Linked DNA regions of Homo sapiens: region 2 is linked to region 1. Evidence: chromatin contacts called from ENCODE Hi-C or POLR2A ChIA-PET data. All regions are on one chromosome and are shown on one strand. Each heading gives the region's core, a stretch centred on a gene start or an enhancer-like site at or near the end of the contact. The rest is flanking DNA. Distances are from core to core; before and after follow the strand shown.

The links. Hi-C counts contacts between places; a loop is a spot of excess contacts on that map. ChIA-PET counts read pairs that join two places held with the same protein, here RNA polymerase II (POLR2A). Pooled maps may share reads with other maps.
Region 2: a loop to region 1 is called in a pooled map, with 2.2 times the contacts of the local background. The contact joins the enhancer-like site here to the promoter of ROR1 in region 1. A Hi-C loop is called at or near these places in 4 of 168 maps with a recorded cell type or tissue (IMR-90, heart left ventricle, psoas muscle and 1 more) and 5 of 50 pooled maps. POLR2A ChIA-PET finds 5 or more read pairs at or near these places in 2 of 52 experiments (MCF 10A and activated naive CD4-positive, alpha-beta T cell).

What each region holds. Positions count from the first base shown.
Region 1 is chr1:63,772,462-63,775,484 of GRCh38, forward strand. It overlaps ROR1 (receptor tyrosine kinase like orphan receptor 1), which reads left to right and starts at 1,556. Exons shown (of 9, transcript NM_005012.4): 1 at 1,556-2,047. The coding sequence starts at 1,957. RefSeq lists silencers at 1,623-1,672, 2,457-2,751 and an enhancer at 2,617-3,023.
Region 2 is chr1:64,018,453-64,021,457 of GRCh38, forward strand. All of the region lies in intron 2 of ROR1 (receptor tyrosine kinase like orphan receptor 1), which reads left to right. Among named protein-coding and RNA genes, the nearest start is that of ROR1-AS1, 92 kb to the right of the region's middle. Within about 2 kb of position 1,584, at least 7 of the 41 ENCODE cell types and tissues checked have a DNase peak (open chromatin) inside an H3K27ac peak, as active enhancers do; they include IMR-90, where a contact is called at or near this core.

The DNA.
Region 1 (3,023 bases), core at 306-2,805:
GCTGCATTTTTTCCCCCTTCTAATGTCTCAGCTCTCAGGGATCTGCTTTTCCTGGTGCCAAGGAGTATGGATGAAATTTTGTCCCTCCTCCATGCACCCCTATAAAACAAATATGATGAGAAATTAATATTTTCCAAATGGTGACCTAACCTTTGTTCATTAATTGAGCTCCTATTGCATTCCAGGTACTGTTAGAGGCCAGCAAGATACCTAGATGATTGAGACAGAGTCCTCGCCCTCCATGAAGTGACTGTTCATTTTAAAACCCTAAAGCTGGGTTCTTAGAGGCTACTGCAACAGCAACAACTCCCGAGTGAGTGCTTATCATGTGCCAGGCTCTGGTTACAGGCTTTAACTCTCTCAGTGGAAACAGCCTGAGTGCTGGCTTGGCTACCCCATGTCTGTGAGACTGTGGGCAAGTCATTTACTTTCCCTTTGAGTTTCAATTTCTAAAACTGTAATATGGGGATAATATATGTAAAACAGCTAAGAAGTATATACTTTTAATGACTCTTTTTAGTGTCAATGGAGGATTTGTGAGCAAATGCATATAAAACACAAGGCAAACAGGAGGTATTTAGTAAGTGGCCACGTGATTATTGAGAGACTATGGGCTTCTTCCTGTTCCTCCAGAGCAAGACTGACAGGTGTCCTATTACCCTTGCATCTTCAGAGCCTAGAGCACAGCCCTGAAAACAGCAGGCGCTCACCACTTTTTATGATCAAAGGCAGTCTCTACAGGGAAAGTCAAATCATTATGGGTATTTATGAATTACAAAATCCATAAAGTTAAACCAGGAGAAATGGACAAAAACACACTCATTGTAGAGGTCTTTAATGATCCCTTGGCTCATGGCAGAGCAGCTAGACAAAAAACAAACAAACAAACAAACATGCAAAGATTCAGAAGGCCTGAAAAAATAATGAATACAAAGAAGATAAATCGATACAGTATTCTATCTTCACATTCGGAAGACAAAAACACCTTTCAAAAAACCATGGGACATTGGCAAAAATAACCACAGATAATCCTCAATAAATCTTGCCAGGAGGCAGTACAGATGACATTGAATTCAGTGAGACTACAAATTAAAGACAAAAAGGCGAAGTATAAATTACTTGTGTAAGAACTCTCTCAACTCTTGGGTCCAAGAAGAAAGCAAAAGGGAAATTGTATGATAGCAATAAATGTGCCATTACCCAGAGTCACACAGCTAACAGTGACACAGCTGAGGCTGCTAGAACCTGGGTCTACTGTCGTCCAGCCACGAACTGGCTTGAGATCCCGGATAAGTCTCTCTGAGCCTCGGTTTCCCCTTCTGTCAAGTAGCCTCGAAGGTCCCCGGCGCTCGGTTCGGTGGCGAGTTTGAGGAGTGTGGGGGAGGGGAGGGGAGGGAGCGTGCCCGAGACGCGGGAGCCGCGACCGCTTTCTGCGAAGTCGGGGAGGGTGCGGGCGTTGAGAGGCTGCAGCAGAGGGCGCTGGGTCGCCAGCCTGGGCCGCGTCTCCCATTGGTCGGGGCTGGGGCGCTGGGCTGGAGAGTTGGTGGAAAGTGACAAGTTGAGCGAGAGAGGGAGCGTGGAGAGCTGGAGCAGCCGCCACCGCCGCCGCCGAGGGAGCCCCGGGACGGCAGCCCCTGGGCGCAGGGTGCGCTGTTCTCGGAGTCCGACCCAGGGCGACTCACGCCCACTGGTGCGACCCGGACAGCCTGGGACTGACCCGCCGGCCCAGGCGAGGCTGCAGCCAGAGGGCTGGGAAGGGATCGCGCTCGCGGCATCCAGAGGCGGCCAGGCGGAGGCGAGGGAGCAGGTTAGAGGGACAAAGAGCTTTGCAGACGTCCCCGGCGTCCTGCGAGCGCCAGCGGCCGGGACGAGGCGGCCGGGAGCCCGGGAAGAGCCCGTGGATGTTCTGCGCGCGGCCTGGGAGCCGCCGCCGCCGCCGCCTCAGCGAGAGGAGGAATGCACCGGCCGCGCCGCCGCGGGACGCGCCCGCCGCTCCTGGCGCTGCTGGCCGCGCTGCTGCTGGCCGCACGCGGGGCTGCTGCCCAAGGTAAGAGGCGCCCGCCGGCCCCCGCCCGCCCAGACCCCCTGACCCGTGGCCACCCTTCCGCCGTCCAGCCGGGCGCGGGACACGCAGGAAGCGCCGCGCTGGCTCCGGGGCGCGTCCGGCCACCCGCCACGGGGCTCGCCGGCGCCGCCAGGCCAGGGTTTGCCCCGGAGCCCCGCCAGGCCAGGGTTTGCCCCGGAGCCCCGCGGCGGGCCGGGGCGCGCCCAGGGACTCGTTCCTCGGTGCGCAGCAGCGATTGTCAGCGCTGACAGGAAGCGTGGAGGGGTTTGAGGGTCCTGGGGGTGATCGGGGCACTTCTGTGCAGGGCGTCCCCCCTTGTCTCCCTGGACCTCTAGCGCGCCCCAGCCGGTGTTCAGGCAAGTCTATCCTGCCCCCAAGTTGCGAGCCGGCCCGGAAGGCGCGGTCCAGGAGGGAGTTTGGATTTTCAGTGGTGCTCGCCAGAGCCCAGGCGGCTCGCGGATCGACGCAAACAAAAGCCCTGTCCTCCTGGGGCTCCGGCGGCCTCGCATCGCCACCGCCCCCGGCCCTCCGGCCCTCCCGAGAGTCATCATAGAGGCCAAAACTTGTGCGCCGCTGCAGCCGCTGCCACTTTGTGCAAAATGTGCTGTCAGAGGCGGCCTGCGGCTCCAAAGTGCTTTGGGTGTGCACGCGCGCGCGCGCGCGTGTGTGTGTGCGTGTTACAAACAAGAGGGGGAAAAGCCATCTAATGCATATTTGATTTTGGTAATCTCTAAAGACAATCGCAACAGTTAGAGAAAGACTTCACCGCAAGCCGGAGCGTCTTAGTTCGCTGCGGGAAGCTGGGGTCCTTGCTGCGTCTGAGCCGGTACACAATGAGAGGGAAGAGCCCGGCTGAGCCTGTGGAGACAACCGATTCATTCTTTGGAGGTTGGAGGGGGAAAGTTGATTAAAGTCTCCGGGGTCTCGGGCCTCACTTTTAACATGCATCCCTTGAGGG
Region 2 (3,005 bases), core at 334-2,833, 250 kb after region 1:
TTCCCTGACTCCACCTTCTCCCACTGATGATCACACCTTGTTCCTCCCCATGCCAGGTGATGCTTGTTTGCATGTATGTTCTTCCTCTTCTTCTCCCCATTCTTCTTCTTTCCTCATGCAAGAAATTTTATTGAAGATCTTCGTCATTTCAAGCAAGGCCCTCATGTGTCTCCCATTCAAAGAGAGGTTGACCAGGAAAAGCAGTATGGAGAGGGCTTTGAGAGAGAAAAGAACAGCGTGTCAAGCTGTGAACTTCTTGAGATCAGAAGTCATGTCTTCTTTATGCATCCTTATCTCTCCAACATCTAGTGCAGTTGTTTGAATAAAGAGAGAAATGAATGAGTGGTGAAAATCAGAATACGGGAGCCGAAAGTTACTTTAGAGTAGCTGTCCTCAAGCTTTGGTGGGTGTTAGAGTCACTTGGAGAGACCCGGGTTCGTTGAATCAGGCTAGACCCTATTCCCCTCCATTGTTACCATCTTCCAGGTGACTCTGATGCCCACTAAAGTTTGAGGACCAGTGATAGAGCAGTAATTCTTAACCTCAGCTGTAATTGGTATCACCTGGGGAATTTTAAAAATTACTAATGCCTGGGTCTGTTCTCCTCCTCCCCTCATTCTTATTTTATTGGTCTGGTGTATAGCCTGTGATTTGAGAGGTTTAAAAGGTCTCCAGGTGATTCTAGTGTGCAACAAAGTTTGAGAATCACTGCTTTAGAGTTCTTCTAGGCTAACCTGCCTTGTAGTTTGACTCTTCATGATATTCTAACAAGTGATTAATACAAGTATAGGTGCTTGGCACTTTGTCAATTTCTGTCCTCAATTTTCTGAGGTAATGTAGACAAGACCTGGGCTTGGAGTGAGAAGTCCTTGGTTTATATTTAAGCTCTGTGGCTAACTCCAGATTCTTGAATATTAAGATCTGGATTTTTTCCCCCATCTGTAAAATGGGGAGAATACCAGCCTTCAAGTGTTGTTGTAAGTACAGAATGTAATGACATATGTGAGACGGCTAAGCACAAGCCCCAGAACTCATAAAATAAATACAGAAAAGGGTAGATTGATAGTGATATTGATATATTTTTAAAATATCTGAATGTGTTGGCATAACTCCATCACTTGTTCCTTATGGACATCGGGAGTAACACCTCCCTTTCTCATGAAATAATACCAATTATTAATAGCTACCATCTATCGAGGGCTTATGATATGCCAAGAACCATGTTAAGTGATTTACATGGATTGTCACATTTAATCCTCATAAAAATTCTGAGATACTGTGACAGATTTACAGATGAAAAACTGAGCCTTAGGGAAAAGTCGTATTTTGAATAGTGACATCCTGCCTGCAAAAGATGTGTCCATGTCCTAAACTCTGGAACCTGTGAATTTTTCTTTATTTGGAAAAGGGGTTTTGCACATGTAATTAAATTAAGGATCTTGAGATGAGATTATCCGTCATTATCCCCAGAAGCCTAAATGCCTACAAGTGTCCTTATAAGACAGAGACAGAGGGAGTTTTTAGATGGACCCACAGAGGAGGAAGCAATGTGAAAATGAAAGCAGAGATCACGTGATGCAGCCACAAGCTCAAGAATGCCAGGGCCCTCAGAAACTAAGAGACAAGGAATGAATTCCACTCCAGGGCCACCAGAAAGAGTGTGGCTCTGCTGGATTTTGTACTTCTAGCCTCCAGAAATGTGAAAGAATAAATTGCTGATGCTTTAAGCCACTAAGTTTGTGATAATTTGTTAAAGTAACATCAGGAAACTAAGAGAGATTTAAGCAACTTGCCCTACGTCACAAAGCAGTGAACCCAGAATTCAAACCCATGTTCTTAATCAATATATTATGTTGCCTTTAAGCTGAATTGAACTTTGTAATAAAATGTCTTAGGTTCATTTATTCAACAAATGTTTATTCAGTGCCTACCATGGACGAGGCCTGTACTGGCTGAAGATACAAAAATGAAAAAGGCAGAAACATTCTTCCCTTTGGATACTCTACAATTTAGTGGAAGAGAAAAACTTTAGACAAGGTTTTTCACATACACAGAAATACTGAAAATCATTTAATTCCAGCAATGATAGGTGCTGCAAAGGAGATGAATGAAAAAATAAGACTTATCCTGGAATATAGGATCAGATCCATCCTAGGTAGGCCCAGCTAATGGCTGAGGTAGAGGTCAGCTCTTCATTCCCTCTGGCCTGTTTACTGAGGGTTTGAGGGCTTACAGCTCCACTTTAGCCCTCCTGAGCTTGCAGAAGTTGGTCCACAAACAGATTATTTGGGGATAAAGACCCACAAAAGAAGAAAGGCAGTAAAGAATTCAGCAGACGGCGAGCTCTGCAACCCGTTGCAGACATTATTATGAGGCAGTGGAGTGTGTGAAAACTTCTTTTAGACAAACTTCGAAAATGTTGTGTTCCTGTACCAAGCAAGATTTCCTGTAGGGTCATGAGAAGCTCACTAATCATCTCTTTAGTTCCAAGCTATATTACTTCAGGGAAGTTTCTGTCAAGGCTTCATGCTTAAGTATCTCTTTGTCTGGGTTTATTCTGTCAAATGCTTATTTGCTTAAAAAAAAAAAATGCCCCAAGCCTTAGTTGATCTAGCAGCTTAGGAAGTTCAAATCCCCGCATACCTCAGAGGCCTCCTAGCCTCTGCCCTAATTGCTGCAAATAACTCATGATTTCATTATCTGTGGGCCCAAAGTCAGACCAGACGAACTCTGGCCGTTGGACTATGGTTGTATAGAATTAAAACTGACTTACAAGATTTTTCTATCCATGGTCTTTACTTGTCTTCTGAACTCAGAGACCTGAATTCTTCCCAAAGATCCTTCCTAGGACTCTAATTTCAACCCCAATGTCCTCAATAGTTACATTCACTTATACATTCAACAGGTATTTATGGAGTACCAGTCATGTGGCAGGCACTGTGCTGATACAGAGGTGAAAATACAAAATTCCTGTCTCATGAACCTCACTTTCTGGTGGAGTTAGC